Linked DNA regions of Homo sapiens: region 2 is linked to region 1. The links are chromatin loops, found by intact Hi-C in ENCODE. Cell type or tissue: natural killer cell. All regions are shown on one strand. Each heading gives the region's core, and the rest is flanking DNA. Links, peaks and the distances in the headings are about the cores only. Region 1 overlaps LOC124901658 (a long non-coding RNA gene). Region 2 overlaps LOC105375324 (a long non-coding RNA gene).

Evidence for each region. A loop is a pair of places that touch in the nucleus more often than their neighbours do. Peaks named below come from ENCODE experiments on the same cell type or tissue, not always from the same donor. Only the 100,000 strongest peaks of a DNase experiment are listed, where the experiment ranks them.
Region 2: it touches region 1 in a loop (3-fold over the local background); 2 of 110 quality-filtered maps call a loop at or near these places.

Annotation. Positions count from the first base shown.
Region 1 is chr7:64,459,517-64,467,860 of GRCh38, forward strand. LOC124901658 (a long non-coding RNA gene) reads right to left here. Exons shown (of 2, transcript XR_007060358.1): 2 at 3,165-3,726. Among named protein-coding and RNA genes, the nearest start is that of ZNF680, 99 kb to the right of the region's middle. RefSeq lists a silencer at 3,167-3,322. In natural killer cell, for the core only: no CTCF peak of the experiment used is centred there; a DNase peak (open chromatin) is centred at 4,285.
Region 2 is chr7:64,410,020-64,418,363 of GRCh38, forward strand. It overlaps LOC105375324 (a long non-coding RNA gene), which reads left to right. Exons shown (of 3, transcript XR_927599.2): 3 at 1,952-3,074. Among named protein-coding and RNA genes, the nearest start is that of ZNF736, 100 kb to the left of the region's middle. In natural killer cell, for the core only: no CTCF peak of the experiment used is centred there; no DNase peak of the experiment used is centred there.

The DNA of each region.
Region 1 (8,344 bases), core at 18-8,017:
TTTGGTGACACACATATACCACAGCTTATTTTTCCATGTAAAATCTTCTGTTTGAGTGTGAATGTTAAGTGTGGAAAAATAATAGAATAACCTTGTGGATTTAAAATCTGAAATGATCTTTCCTTTCCAGATTGAGATTACAATCTTGAAGAATTTCTCTTACAATTTTTTTTATTTTACTGGGTGCAGCTTATGGCCTACAGTTTTTAGTTACCTAACTGTAGCCAAGATTGGAGATCGTGGCAGCTTTTCAATTAAAACATTTTCTCACTGATTTTGGGTGCAAATTTATTTAATGTGTTTACAGAATAGTTAATTATGAGACCTGCCCTTTTAATGTCTTTCATACTATTACTGTTGCGGGAAACTGAGGAATGGTGAGACCGATATGGAGAACAGGAGGATTGTTTATTTTAGGTATGCACTGGCTCAGTGGATTTGCATTCAAAAAGCTGAGTCTTGAACAAATACAGAGCAGGGTTTTTATAAGCAAACTTACAGAGGCAAAACAAAAGCAGTTAATCATACAATGACAGGTCACGTAATCTATAGCATAACTGTTGACTTAGCATAACTTGTGGCCTTGCATAGCTAGTGACCTTGTAGCTGCGTCAAAAGAAAAACAAGAACTGGCTAAATACAGACATTTGTAAAACATAATCATGCTTAAGAAACCAGGGAAAGGAGTAACAGTAAAAGAATTTGTCTTTCTCTTCTTTTTTTCCCTTCAACGTTGTTCTGGTAGCGGGTAGGGGGGTGGTGTCTGAAGCCCATTCCTTTGGCCTTGGCTTTCCAGACAGCATTATCTTATAACTGTCCTTGAAGTGAGCTGCTAAGCAGAGGAACAGTTATTGTTTTCTTTTTAACCCTTGCCTTGCCTGTTACTTTTCTTAGAGTGAATGAACGCATATTTATTTTTAAATTTCTGCCTCATTACCATCAGCACTAGAAACTCCAAGATGCCTCAAGCTTAAAGTAAAAGCCCTAGAGTACATTGGCTCTTCCCATGTTCTGTGCTGGGTCTAGAATATGCTGGTAAATATTAGAGTTTCTATAGTTATTAAATTTAAAAAACAAAACTGGCTGGGTGCGGTGGCTCACGCCTGTAATCCCAGCACCTTGGGAGGCTGAGGTGGGTGGATCACAAGGTCAGGAGATCAAGACCAGCCTGGCTAACATGGTGAAACCCTGCTTCTACTAAAAATACAAAAAATTAGCCAGCCATGGTGGCACACACCTGTAGTCCCAACTACTTGGGAGGCTGAGGCAGGAGAATCGCTTGAACTTGGGAGGTGGAGGTTGCAGTGAGCCGAGATTGCACACTGCCCTCCAGCCTGCGTGACAGAATGAGACTCCATCTCAAAAACAAAAAAAAACAAAAAAAAACAACAAAAAAAACTAAACTAAAACTATATACTTTTGATATGATTTAGTTAAGTTTATGACAAAGAGAGCATTTGAAACACTTTCATTTTTCTATAATGTTTTTAAAAATATGTTTTTAAATTGATGCATAAAATCTGTATTTATCCATAAAACATGATGTTTTAAAGTATATATACATTGTCAATGCTTAATTCTAGGTAATTAACAAATGCTTTATCTCACATCATTGACACTTTTGCGACAAGAGCATATAAAATTGACTGTCCTAGCATTTTTTAAAAATGCAATATATCATTACTAACTATAGTCACTATTCTGTACAATAGTCCTTTTGAACTTATTTTTCCTAGCCAACTGTAATTATATATCTTTTCACAGACATCTCCACATACATTTCTTTCTTCTAATTACATTAGAATCTGGTAACCACCACAAAACTCTCTACTTTAATAACATCAAGTTGTTTAGATAAGTGAACAACAGTGAAATGATGAGGTGTTAATCTTTCTGTGCTTGACTTACTTTAACAAATATAATTTCCTCTAGGTTCATCCATATGATTGCAAATGACAGGATTTTCTTATTTTGTGTATATACATATACACAAAATATGTATATACACAATATATATAAATATATATACTATAAATATAACCTGAAATATACATATATATTATATATATGTTTATATAAAAAATACATACAAACAAAAAATATATACCACATTGTCTTTATTCACTTATTGGATGATAGACACTTAGACTGATTCTATACTATGAATCTGTGAAGAGTTCTGCAATAAATATAGTAGTGCAGATTTCTCTTCAACATACGTATTTTATTTGTTTTGGGATTTAGACCCAATAGTGCAATTGCAGCATCATATGATAGTACTATGTTAATCTTTTTGAGAAATCTTCATTCTGTTTTTTATAATGGCTTTACTGATTTATATTCACACCAACAGTGTTTAAGCATTCTCTTTCCCCTATTTACTAATACTTGTTATCTTTTTCTTTTTAATAAGAGTCATTCTAGCAAGAGTGAATTGATATCTTATCAATGTTTTGGCTTGCCTTTCCCTGAAGATAACTGACATTGAACCTTTTTTTTAAAGATATGTTTGTCATGTGTATGTCCTTTTTTGAAAAATGTCTATTTTGGCCTTTTGCTCATTTTTAATAGTTGTCTTCTTTGTTGTATAGTCATTTGAGTTTCTTATATATTTTTGATATTTAACCTCTTGTCAGATGTAAAATTTGGAAATATTTTCTCACACATTTTAGTTGTCTTATTATTCTCTTGATTGCAAATGCTGATGTGTAATAGCTTTTTAATTTGAAATAATCTGATTTATCTATGTTTACATTTGTTCTCTAGGATTTTGAGGTTAAATCCAAAACATCATTGCCCGGACTCATGTTATAAAGCTTTAACAATATTTTTTCTTGTAGAAGTTTCAGAGTTTCAAGTCTTAAATTCAAGTTTCTAATTCATTTTAGATGAGTTCTATACATGGTATGAGATGAGGGTCTTATTTTATTGTTTTCATGTGGATATAAAGTTTTCCCAACATCATTTATTGAAGAGACTCTCTTTTTTTAATAACTTGTCACCTTCATCTAAAATCAATTAATTGTAAATGCATGGATTTACTTCTGGTCTCTCTATTCTGCTTCATTAACCTATGAGTTAATTTTTAAGCCAGTACCATACAGTTTTGGCTACTATACCTTTGCAGGATATTTTGAAGTCTGGTAGGGGAATGTTCTCAGCTGTGGGTTTGTTTTTTTTTTTATTTTTTTTTATTGCATAGTGAGAGTCTTTTCTAGTACCGTATAAATTTTGGAATTGTTTTTAAATGTTTCTGTGAAGAAAGTCATTGGTTTTTGATAAAGGTTGTATTATATCTGCAGATCATTTTGTGTAATACAGACATTTAACAATATTAATTATGCCAATTTACAAATAAATATCTTTGCAAGTATTTGTGTATTATTTAGTTTCTTACTTCAACAGTCTTTAGCTTACAATGTAGAGATCTTTAGTTTATAACTTAGGAATAAAATAATCACAGGTACACCAACAGGTGGGCCAGCAATGATGTACCTGTGATTATTTTATTCCTGCTGCCCTCTGCTTTTTACATGGACAGTATCTGTTCCACCCTCGGAACTGAAGAGAGATGTTGGTAGGGAGAGGCTCTTCCTTCACCTCTGGCGGAAAAGATTTTTTCAGGATCTTCATCCCCTGTCGTCGAAGCTACACTTTAATGTAGCAGCTATTGACCAAGTGTGGCTACTGAGTGCCTGGTATGTGGCTGGTCTGAACTGCGATGTTCTAGAAAGGTAAAATACAGAGTTAGTTTCAAAGATTTATTTCCATATATATATATACACTTTATTAGTAATAAATATTTCTTACATATTGAAATGATAATATTTTGAATATAGTGAGTTAATTAAATTGCTACAATCAATTCCACCTGTTTCTTCTTTTTTTAAAGTTTGGCTACCAGAAAATGTAAAATTCACATGTGGCTCACATTTTATTTCAGAGGATTGCCTCCGTTTTAAAATCCCAGGCTGCCTGCTCAACAACCAGAAGCCAGGAAGGTCATAAAATCTGAATTTGTTAAATAATGGTTATTATATTCTTTGCATTTGTGAATAGCCATATAATATATTATTTATAAATGCATATGACCTTATACGCATGGTTAAATGCAAATGCCCTCTGGGGCGGGACTGGCTCAGCTCAGGAAAAAGCCCTGCCTGAAAAGGCGGCAGCTTAGGTTTCACTCTGTCTTCATTCAGCCCAGCATCTGAGCACATCTTCCGCTACTCAGGGCCTGAGTGGGTGGGGCCCTAAACATTATCCAATCAGGATCGCTGGGCTAGGAACCGTCCAATCAGGCACGTAGCTGGAGCGGACAGGACGGCTTCCGGGATTTGGCGCGGCCTTTGTCTCGCTACCATTGGAGCTCCAGGTCTTCTCTTCGCTTTTCTGTGTCCTCTGCTCCTAGAGGCCCAACCTCTGTGTCCCTGTGACCTGTAGGTATTGGGAGATCCACAGCTAAGACGCCAGGACCCCCTGGAAGCCTAGAAGTGGTGAGAGTGACGGGTCCGACATCCCGAGAGAGAGGGAGGGGGCTGGTTGGAACCGGTAGGAAGTGGCTGTGGCGGGACTCGGGCCTCCCCGAAGTCGGCTCCAAATTCCACGGACCTCCCCCGTCCCCACTGAGTTCTCCTTGGCTCAGCTCGGCCCTCAGCCCCCTTTAGCCATAAGATGGCGGCCCGGCTCACAGCAGTGACCCCGGGCGTCCTGTCTCCTCCCTGCGCAGTGACTGTGCCCTGGCCTGGAGTCCTCTCTGGGCAGCTCTGCACCTACAGCGCCGCATCCCTCCCCGATTGTGCAGGGACCGCGAGAAGGTAGTCGGGAGAATCCTGACTCGGGGTGCGGGGTTTATGAATGGGAAGAGCTTTGATCCGTGGGGTTCCCAGTCACTCTTTTCTCCTGTAAAGTATTTATGGGAGTAACCAGAAAAATATTAAAGAATTTAATCAAAGAGTGATTCAAAAATTGTAGAGCACCAAGCTATGGTTTCTAGTTTATGTTCCATCAGGTGGACTTAAAGAAAAGTCATTTTAGGCCAGGCGCGGTGGCTTACGCCTGTAATCCCAGCATTTTGGGAGACCAAGGCGGGTGGATCACCTGAGGTCAAGAGTTCGAGACCAGCCTGACTAACATGGTGAAACCCTGTCTCAACTAAAAATACAAAAATTAGACGGAGGTGGTGGCAGGCGCCTGTAATCCCAGCTACTCAGGGGGCCGAGGCAGGAGAATCCCTTGAACCCGGGAGGCGGAGGTTGCAGTAAGCCGAGATCACGCCATCGCACTGCAGCCTGGGAGACAAGAGCGAGACTTCATTTCAAAAAAAAAAAAAGTCATTTTAAGGTGCATGATGAAGAAAATCAGTGGTTAGGTACAGTTACGTAGTTTCTCAACTTGTATGATCGAGGTGAAAATTTCCTGATAATGTAATCAGCGGTTAATTGGCAGTTTATAGTTGCCTAAATTTTGCTTTCTCCAATATAGTAATTGACAAAAAAATGCACTTGAGTTAGATTTTTGTTTTTTTAAGTAGGAATCCAGGGGCTAGAGCCACCTCAGTCTAATTGCCTGCCATTTAATTATGTTCACACTCCACAGGGGACAGATTTTACCCTGCATTTTTCACATGTGTCCCAAACAGGGTCTCAAGTCTACCCCCCACCCCCTAATCCTTCAGTCTAACTCTGGCTTGCAGTAAAATACTAAATTTCCAGTTCCTTGTGACATTCCCAAATGCCAACTTCCCCTCCCTAATTTGCATGATCAACTATTTGTTCTTTAGTATACATTTTTGATACTGCATTTTAATTAATCATTATTAATCATTATGACAAAGTATTGGATGGCACTTTTTAAAACATTTGTTTTCTGTTTGTAAATATTTCCCATAAGAAGAAAGTTCCACAGACACTGTATTGTAAAAAAGTCTGTGCCTCTTTTTCTTTTATCTTCCCTAGGCACAGAGATCTTGTCAGAATGTTTTTGGGTCATGGTTTCCCTTTGGAAACTATGGGGTGATGTGTTCTCAGCCATCATTTACTTTTTTACTGGTCCTGGGTTTCAGTACTGTCTGGGGATGAACCAAGATACCCACCATGGCTGTCTGCTATAATGTCTAGTGACTCTCAGGTCCTGGGTCATTTTCTCCAATAGGAAAACTGGAGGTATGGAGTGTAGCCTCTTGAAAGAGCAGATGGATGCCCTAGGGCTGAGAGGAATCTCCTGGTATACTATTTTTTTTGAAAAGTTAACCCCGTGAGACATTAAGATTGTCTTCAAGCCAGATTCCATTTCTTGTAGACACATTGCTGGTCAGATAATCAGATGCTGGTATTGAGGGGAAAACACAGAAATAATTTTTGCTCCCTGGATTCTGTATAGGGGCAGAAAAATTGTGAAAGAAATACAACAGAGGAAAAATTGTGAAAGAAGTACAACAGAGGAAAAATAGTGAAAGACAAATAGTGAAAAATTTGTGAAAGAAAAAATAGTATTCCAAAAAAACAAACAAAAACTGACCCCAGTGAGATGGTTCAATAACTTAACCCCAGGTGCAAAGTAAAATGCACCTGGGGCACGCACTGGGGCATAGTGCAATGTCTCCTGAGAGACAGGTTATTGAGCACTTAAGTGAGCAGGATGGGGGGTGAGAATCTCTTAAGCGATTGGATGGCCTGACTTGACACATGAGTCAGGCACATCTGTTTTTTAATCAGCACTGCCACACCATAAATTTGTCACTGTGAAAATATTTGTTTACTTATTTTGACCTCAGTTATTTTATTTTATTTTTTTAACCAAGACCGAGTCTTGCTCTATTGCCCAGGCTAGAGTGCAGTGGTGCGCTCTCAGCTCACAGCAACCTCCACCTCCTGGGTTCAAGCGATTCTTCTGCCTCAGCCTCCGGAGTAGCTGGGATTACAGGCGCACACCACCACGCCCAGCTAATTTTTGTATTTTTAGTAGAGACTGGGTTTCACCATGTTGGCCAGGTTGGTGTCAAACTCCTGACCTCAGGTGTTCCACCCGCCTCAGCCTCCCAAAGTGCTGGGATTACAAGCGTGAACCATGGTACCCAGCCTGACCTCAGTTTTTAAACTGTAAATTGCATTTTATTAAGTAGGGCTTGACAGGTAGAAAAAAATAATTAAAAAGGACATAAAAGAGGTGGGTTAAAAAAATTAATATGTAATCATATATTCCATTTGTTAATAATTCTCATTTACTTTTTTCTTTCCCAGAGTGAGTTTAACAATTTTCTCAGGTGTATTTTTTATGGCTGAGTGATTTCAAACAGAATTTCAAGGCTTAGCTTTTAGATTACTAGCTACCAAGGAAAATTATAGGGAAAATCACTCTTTTATTTTGGTTTTAGAAAATGAATACATTTCCACAAGAAAATGTTGTAGCTAATTGGTGAGTTACATAGATTCATGAAAACATCAGTTTCTTTTTTTGCAGGGTAAGTTTGTGACACTATCTCTGTTCTAGATCCCATTATTTTGATTTCTGAGTTTCTTTTTTTTTTTTTTTTTTTTTTGAGACGGAGTCTTGCTTGTTGCCCAGGCTGGAGTGCAGTGGCACAATCTCAGCTCACTGCAAGCTCCACCTCCCGGGTTCACGCCATTCTCCTGCCTCAGCCTCCCAAGTAGCTGGGACTACAGGCGCCCGCCACCACGCCTGGCTAATTTTTTATATATTTTTTTAGTAGAGACGGGGTTTCACCGTGTTAGCCAGGATGGTCTCGATCTCCTGACCTCGTGATCCGCCCGCCTCAGCCTCCCAAAGTGCTGGGATTACAGGCGTGAGCCACCACACCCGGCCTGATTTCTGAGTTTCATGCTAAATTTTATGAGGTGAAACTTGGTACCACTTAGAAGTGTTCCCATATGACTAGTTGTTTACTACATGATTATTAATGGAAATAATAAAATAATACATTTATTATCTGAAAGGAATAAATACTTTTACTTTTCTTATTGAAGTGTGAAGTGTAAGCAGCGTATAAATTCCTTTCCTTACAGTAACACCATGTTTGAGTAATTGTGCTGGATTTTTCAAACAGTTACTTTCAAAAACCAAGTGAATACCTTTGACATAGAAATCAAATCTTTAGCCTGGTGACTCCAAGCTAGGGCTAATATTGAGCCTGCAAAAGGATGTTATTAAAGGTCCAGTTAATTCTTTCTAGGGAGCCTCCCCTGCAGGTGTCCCAGCCTGTGCACCCCAGCCATGAAAGAATCCTTTATACTGAGGCTACAGAGCCCTAGAAAGCTGGGGACCCACAGGCAGATGCAGTTAAGGTTAAGAAGGAAGGAGATTGGGAGGGTTTTACTGAAGATGA
Region 2 (8,344 bases), core at 81-8,080, 49 kb before region 1:
GTTGACCAGGTTTGTAAGAACTGTGGAAAGCTGTGAAAAGTGTTGGCCCAAAAAGCAGCATGATGATTAGCTGGGCACGGTGGCTCAGGCCTGTAATCACAGCACTTTGGGAGGCTGAGGCAGGCACATCACCTGAGGTCGGGAGTTCGAGACCAGCCAGACCAACATAGAGAAACCCCGTCTCTACTAAAAATACACAATTAGCTGGGTGTGGTTGCACATACCTGTAATCCTAGCTACTCGGGAGGCTGAGGCAGGAAAATCACTTGAATCTGGGAGGCGGAGGTTGTGGTGAGCCGAGATCGCACCATTGCACTCCAGCCTGGGCAACAAGAGTGAAACTCCATCTCAAAAAAAAAAAAAAAAAAAAAAAAAAAAAAAAAAAAGCAGCATAATGATATTTGCATGTTAGGGACTATTTTTCCCCTGGTAAGAGGAAATAATAATTGGCCTTCTCTTTGGAAGGAGATCAGTTAGAAGGCTAGTTTATGAAAATTTTGAAAACTAGTGGTGGCCTGGAGCATCGTGGCAGTAAAGATGGGAGCTCAGATGGATTTGATAGAGAATTAAGAGGTAGGAAAAGCTTGCCAATAGAATGGTGTTGGGAAGGGATGGATGACTTTCCGATCTTGGCTTTTATAGCTGGGTGGATGCTGATGCCTCACTGATACTGGAATGTTGGATTAAGCAATGTTTATGAACACAGCATGTTTTCTACCCTTTATAGAGTTATGCACATGTTTTTCATGTTTTTAGCTTTTTCTCTACTTGTAATGTGTTTTAGTTGGTTAAAAGTTATGTACCTGGCATGGATGAAGCATAAAAAGTACTCATGTAACAGTGAAAATTCAATGTCATTTTCTTACCTATTAAAATAATTAAATGGTTTCCTACTGCCCACTTCTCCTTTTTCTTCTTTCTTTTTAATTTCTTGATACTAACAGGCAAAGAAGACATTTCTTATAGATGGCTTGAGCTTTTGAATAATTTTCAAATGAAATGTACACCTAAATTTTAAGAGCTTTGTAGTTTATGTTTGCTTTAGTGATGCTTTATCTGTTTGACTTGTAAGCATAACATTCATGGAAAGAGGCTTTTGATAGGCACCAAGCTGGGACTTTTACAATGGCTTAAGTCCATCAGAGTAGATCTTATGCTACTTAAGAGCATCAGAACTCCTTTCATTGACTGATTTTTCAACTTATTTCTTAATTGGAACCCCATAAAGAACATGAGTGGTCTTCTGATACCCTTAATGTCTTAGCATTATATCAATATTTTGCTTACCAGTAATCTGTGTGAAAATAAAGTTTATTTAGTAAACGAAAGTTGCTGTGTATCTACTGTATGCTAGGATCTTCACTAGATCTGTGGGTGCCAAAGAAAAAGATCTATTTTACCCCTTTTGCAAAGAGTGAAACTTATTCCCACAGAGTGATTGTCTAACCAGCACTTAAATACATTTGGTGATGGCAGACTTACTACCTACCCCTCGACAGCCCTTGGGTTCCTACTATATTCATTCACTTCTTTTTTTTTTGAAACAGAGTCTCGCTCTGTCGCCCAGGCTGGAGTGCAGTGGCACAATCTCGGCTCACTGCAACCTCCACCTCCCAGGTTCAAGCAATTCTCCTTCCTCAGCCTCCCAAGTAGCTGGGATTACAGGCACCTGCCACCATGCCCAGCTAATTTTTGTATTTCTAGTAGAGACAGGGTTTCACCATTGTGGCCAGGCTGGTCTGGAACTTCTGACCTTGTGAACCACCCGTCTCGGCCTCCCAAAGTGCTGGGATTACAGGCGTAAGCCACCACGCCCAGGCTAATTCATTTTCTTTCCCATGACAAATAAAATCTTTTTGGAACAAGATAGATTGTGATGTGTTTTCTGCTGAGTTGGTACATGCTAGAAGCTGTTGTGCAGACATGTTGTTCTCTGCTTTATTCAACTTAGGAGACAGTGTGCAATCTGATCCCCAGAGAATTCTATCGGGGCATGCTTCAACTACTCAGCAAGTGGACATCTTTTACATGAAGATTTCTGCTCCTGAGAGAAGATATCTGTCTCCTTGGGCTGCACAGCCATCCTCTTATGTGTGAACTGGGCCACAATCCTCTTAAGACAATCTCACATGGAAGTCTTATTGGGACTCTCATTTTGGGCAATGCTTGTCTCTGATGTCATCTAAACAACTTACCAAAACCTCAGGTAACCCCCACTGTGCTCCAAAGAAGGTTCTCTTTTGTGGTGTCAATCCTGACAGATGCAACCTGAACATCCCTTTGGGCCCCAGGGAGCACTGGTCTCTCCATTTTGGAGAGAATGTGATTTTTCATCTCTTGCTTGGGAGCATGGATATTTCTGAATAACCACAACCATAAATTCTATTAAGAGAGACACCACACTTTATTTCATCTCTCTATTAGATAAGATAAACTGAATAGGAAGGAATCAAACATTAAAAAGCCCTCCCTACTCCTCATTTTTTAAAATTGGAATAGCTTGGTGAAGAGATGCTAAAGAGAATACTTCTAAAACTAAGCTTAAGTGTGATTTTTGAAAATTTAAATTTTAAGGTACTCTACAAATAACTCAGAGTGCTTTGCCTCACTGTGACCCAACCATATGTGTGGGTTTAGAAGCCTAATTATATGTTATTTATAAATATAACTTACCAGATAATTGCCTTGTGTGAATATCCAAGATTGAAATCAATAGTATGTTTAGAACCAATTTTTGGTGATGAGCATATATAAGCTAACTTTTGGATAAGCCATGCATAGCTACTTATTTTAAAGAATGCAGGATAGTGGTGACCACACATGCTGTCTGTTGGGTGATGAATTTTTAAAAAATATTTGTGTATTTGCACTATTATAGTGTTGGCTTCCTCAAGGCCCTGGTGTGTTGAATTTGCTATGCTTTGGGGTATGGGCATGTGTTACATACAGCTGTCTTCTAAATATGTTAGACCATCTATTGTGGTAAGATTAAGTGAATGAAAGTTGAATATATTTTCTGTAAGTCCCTGAGAAAATTAATGAAATAAGTGAATAAAGAAATACATGTTTTCGAATTTTAGTGAGTTTACTTCAGAGAAATTAAAAATTGTATCAGGTAAGCCAGGCCATGTAATGTGTCTTAAGGGTGTCTGTGATATGCTCATTCTTTGCACACTCAAAACCACTGTTGGTTAGGCGCAGTGGCTCACACCTGTAATCCCAGCACTTTGGGAGGCCAAGGCAGGTGAATCACTTGAGGTCAGGAGTTCGTGACAAGCCTGACTAACGTGGCAAAACCCCATCTCTACTAAAAATACAAAAAATTAGCCAGCCATGGTGGTGTGCACCTGTAATCCTGGCTACTCGGGAGGCTGAGGCAGGAGAATCAATTGAACCTGGGAGGTGGAGGTTGCAGTGAGTGGAGATCACATCATTGCACTCCAGCCTGGGTGACAGACCGAGACTCCGTTCCAAAAAACAAAACAAAACAAAACAAAACAACCACTGTCATCTTGCTAAGAATGTGGCATTGGGTTACATGCTGTAAAATCACCTTTTCCTCAGAAAAGTGGATGTTCTGCCTTAGAATGAGAGAGTGTGTGTGCATGTTTCATCTTCCTCTGACAGTAAGTGCTGAGAACAGAATAGCCACTCACTTTCTCAGTTTCTCATTGATTTTGCCTCTTTTTAAAAGCAGCTCTAGATTTAGATGGGGTGAGCATGGTGGTCTGTGTGTTCTGAAGCTTGCTTTGTACCTTCATTTATCTGTTCTGCACTGGAGAGTAGATGGTGGGTGGCCACGTGTTTGTTTTGCGTTATGCTCAAAAAAAAGGGAGAAGTATATGTATATTGGGAAAGTGGAGTGGTTAGCACTGATCAAATTCTTATGTTTATAGATTCTGATTTATTTCATTATTACCTTTATAGTAAGTGATTTTTTTTTTTTTTTGAGACGAGTCTCATTCTGTCACCCAGGCTGGAGTGCAGTGGGGTGATCTCGGCTCAGGGAAACCTCTGCCTCCCATGTTCAAGCGATTCTCCTGCCTCACCCTCCCAAGTAGCTGTAATTACAGGCGCCTGCCACCATGCCTAGCTAACTTGTGTATTTTCAGTAGAGACAGGGTTTCACCATGTTGGCCAGGCTGGTTTCAAGCTCTTAACTTCAGGTGATCTGCCCACCTCGGCCTCCCAAAGTGCTGGGATTACAGGCACGAGCCACCACGCCTGGCAGTAAATGAAATTTTGTAAAATCTCATTGGACCAGCTTGTCTCTAAGAAGTCTGATAGTAGCTACTGCTGTCTCTTGTGTCTCTTCAAAAAAACTAAAAACACAGAAATCCTGGCTGGGCACAGTGGCTCACGCCTGTAATCCCAGCACTTTGGGAGGCTGAGGCAGGTAGATCACCTGAGGTCAGGAGTTTGAGATCAGCCTGGCCAACATGCCAAAACCTCATCTCTACTAAAAATACAAAAATCAGCTGAGCACGGCGGCAGGCACCTGTAATCCCAGCTACTCGGGAGGCTGAGGCTGGAGACTTGCTTGAACCTGGGAGACGGAGGTTGCAGCGAGCCAAGATTGCACTACTGTACTCCAGCCTGGGGGACAGAGTGAAACTCCATCTCAAAAATAAATAAATAGACAAACAAACAAACAAACAAACAGAAATCCAGTCTGAAACATCAGAAACTACAACATGCTTATATTACAAATGAATCTGTCTAGACTATTTTTAAATAAGTTTAACCTACAGCATCCAAGTTACAGACAAATTTTGGTGAAAATCATTTCTTAGCCAGACCTGCCTGTATTTGCTTTAAATCAGATAAACCAGAAATTAAGTATTTCATTTTCTCTTCTGCCTGTGCTAGACTTATTACCCCAATAGGTCTCCAGTTTGACAAGTCAAGAATCTAAAGTTATACTTTAATTTTTACCCTTTGTTTGTTGTTAGTTTATGTAGAAACACACTCAGCATGATAGCAGTAGGAGCAGAAGTCAGAAGATCTAACAATTATTGAGCACTAGCTACCAGCATCCTAATTTTTTTTTCTTGTGACATCTCATTCATTCATCACAACAACTCTTTTACACAGAGATGTAGATGTAATTATTATCCTCAGGATTCAAATGAGGAAATAGAGACCCAGGGAGGCGGCCAGCTATTAGAACTCAAACTGTTAAGTGTGTCTCTAGGGCTGTGCTTCTGACCCCTTCCAGACTACCCGCCATAGAGTCATGATCCATTCACCAAACAAATACTAACTGAAAACCTCCTCTGTGCATAGTCCTCCCTGTGAGGCACATCAAGGGAAAAGATGGGCACACCAAGAGAGAAAAAGAAGTGTGCCAGCACAGGGTTCTGGCTTCCAGAAATAGATTACAGCACATTCTAGCTAGTATTTGACAATATAAGTTAGACCTTCACTTCTGTGATGGTCAGGAAGTGAGAGGGATGTTTTGCGGAGGGAGGGGCTTGCAGAGGTGGTGGTAGTACATGAAAGAACTGACTGGGATTTGTGTGCCCTTAGAAAAGGGGAGGTCAACAAGACACTAAAGCAGAAGGTTGACAGAGTGAGATCCAGTGGCAAACTAGAATGAAACTTTGGACAAATCCTGCCAAAGACTGAATTGTTACCATGTTCTTATTGGAAAGGCTAGGCTGTGGAATGGAGATGGTCTTTCACATGGTGGGAGATGTCCTAGAAGTGGAGAAGTGGGCGTGGACTCTAACATTCTGATGGTCTTCTGTGTGGTGGCTGGTGGGGGACTCTTCTGCCTTTTAAAACCTTCCTTGTGGACACTGACTTTTAACCTCACTGAAAGTGCTGAGCCCTGTTCAAAGACTCATATGTAGCTTACTTTTGAAGAGACTTGAAGCTGTAAACTTCATAAGTGTTTGGGAAATTTAGTTTTCTTTGGGTAGGGCCAATGCCTTGAGAACAGGTCCATTGTTTTGTGTTATAAGAGGTTATTGTTATTTTACATAACATAGAAACTCAAGGTTTTGCCTCGGAATTTGTATTGGGGTGATCCCAAGAGGTTTATAACATGTGATATGAGTCAAGTAAGGGCAACAACTGTATTGACCTAATTACTAATCAAATCTAAAAATTTGTCCAAGTTCAAGTGTGATAGCCTCTGGGAGATATTATTTTGTTATTGTTGTTTTTGAAGCAGGAGGAGTCAAGTGTACTGGAGGACAGTAAAGAGGAAGACCTTCTATCTCTCTTAGAGTGTGTCTGAGATGGGGGTCACCAGTGTGCCTTGTTTATTTTATGAGGGTGCCTGAGCAAGTTATGGAATTGGAAGATTTTGCACTGTGATAAGCACTTGAGGGTCTGTTTCCTGTTTTTTCCTATCTGTGGATGAGGACTATCTTGAAACTAGCAATAAATAGAGAATTTAAGTCATGCATGCTACCAGCTCAATTATAACTGACTTATTTTGTGTATTTAGTACTAGTATCATTATTATCATTGTTATTTTGCTAATGACAATGGGGGAGTTTTAGCAAAATAATAGTGAAAAACCATCTGGATTAGTAGACAGGCATTCTGGCTCATTTTCTCATCTGTTGAATATCACCATCAGCAAGTTTGCATTGGGAACCATTTTTTGACAATTACCCCAGCGCAAGGCTCTAGAACTGCAAAGATGGATAAAATATGATTCCAGTTCTAAAACTCACCAGTGCCTCACAATCAGCAAGAACAAGTGGAGAACATTCAAGTGGAAAGAGAAAGTAATGCTCTCAAATGTGCAGGGTTTGCCATGTGGAAAAGAAAGATGTGGGAATGGGAAAATGTACATTTAGGAAAAAAACAGTTTAAGTATAGGCCTTGGAGTATAAAAATATGAGGCTTACTTGAGGACCGAGTAGGACAAGAAGTGGAGTGTGAGTAGAGAATAGAGTTTGGAAGTGTTGCATAGAGTTGTGATAATAAGAGGTGTTGACCTTGGAAAAATGAATGGGGGGTCGGTTGTGCTGGCTGCTATGAGCCATCAAATGTTTTGGAACAGGGCTGTCATGTGAGCAGCTCTGTGTTTCAGAGAGAACACAGCCAACACAAAGGCAATGTGTTTAGCAAAGTGCAGTGTGAACTTGGAATTTGGTCCCCTCTTTGACAGAATACATTTTCCCTTTTTAAAAAGAGATTTATCAGCCTAGAATGTATGGGCTCCTTTCTATACATGGTTAAATAATAATGGAAAGGTAAGAACATTTATTTTCCACAAATAAAGTTCAATTAGATAATGTTTAAACTTCCCTAATTGTGTTTGAGTAATTGGTACTTGTTTAAGCTCTTTAGAGAGTGGAAATCTTTAGAGGGGAGGAAGTCCTTTTCTCTCAAAAACATTGAGAATGAACACTGGAATCTGAATGGAGATATATATATATAATAATTTTGGACAAATGGTTACTATAATGGGGAGCTCATATGAATCACTAAAATATTAAATAATTGAATAGCAAAATAAGCAGAAGACATGACTAGGCAATTCAAAAAGTAATACACTAAACATATATAAAACCAAGTTACCTAGTTACTAAAATGCATATTAAAATAATGAGATGCCAGTTTTTTACATACCAAAATGGAAAATGTTTTTAAAAATAACATATTTCATTGAACTATTCATAAATGGTAAGTGCAGGGAAACAAGAGCTTTGTAATACTTTTTTTTTTTTTTTTTGAGACGGGGTCTCACTCTGTCACCCAGGCTGGAGTGATGTGATCTCAACTCACTGCATCCTCTGCCTCCTGGGTTCAAGCAATTCTCTTAACTCACCCTTGTAGGGTTACAGGAGTGCACCACCATGCCTACTAATAGAAAAAAGTTTTTTTCTACTAAAAAAAAAAGTTCATATTTTTAGTGGAGATGGGGTTTCACCATTTTGGTCAGGCTGATCTTAAACCTCTGACTTCAAGTGATCCACCTGCCCTGGGAGCCTAAAGTGCTGGGATTACAGGTGTGAGTCTCTGTGCCTGGGCTCTAAGTATAATTGGTGTCCTATTTGTATATGGCAGTTATTGCACTGTGCATCAGCAGCCTTAAAATGTGCTATATTTCTTAATATAGCAATTTTAACTAATAAATTTATCACTTATAATGAAGCAGTGTCGTCTGTCTGGGGTAAATACTTGGGTTTTGTCGTCTCATGCCAAGGAAATTGAGTATGTGGACACACAAGAAGTAGGTTTAGAAGTGGAGGTTTAATAGGCAAAAGAAAGAGAAAGGAAAATAGCTCTCTCTCCTGTGAGGGAGAGGGTTGCCTGAGTGGACTTCCGGCCTGCAGCAAAGCGCACCAGATTTTATAGACCGGCTTGAGGAGGCAGGGTC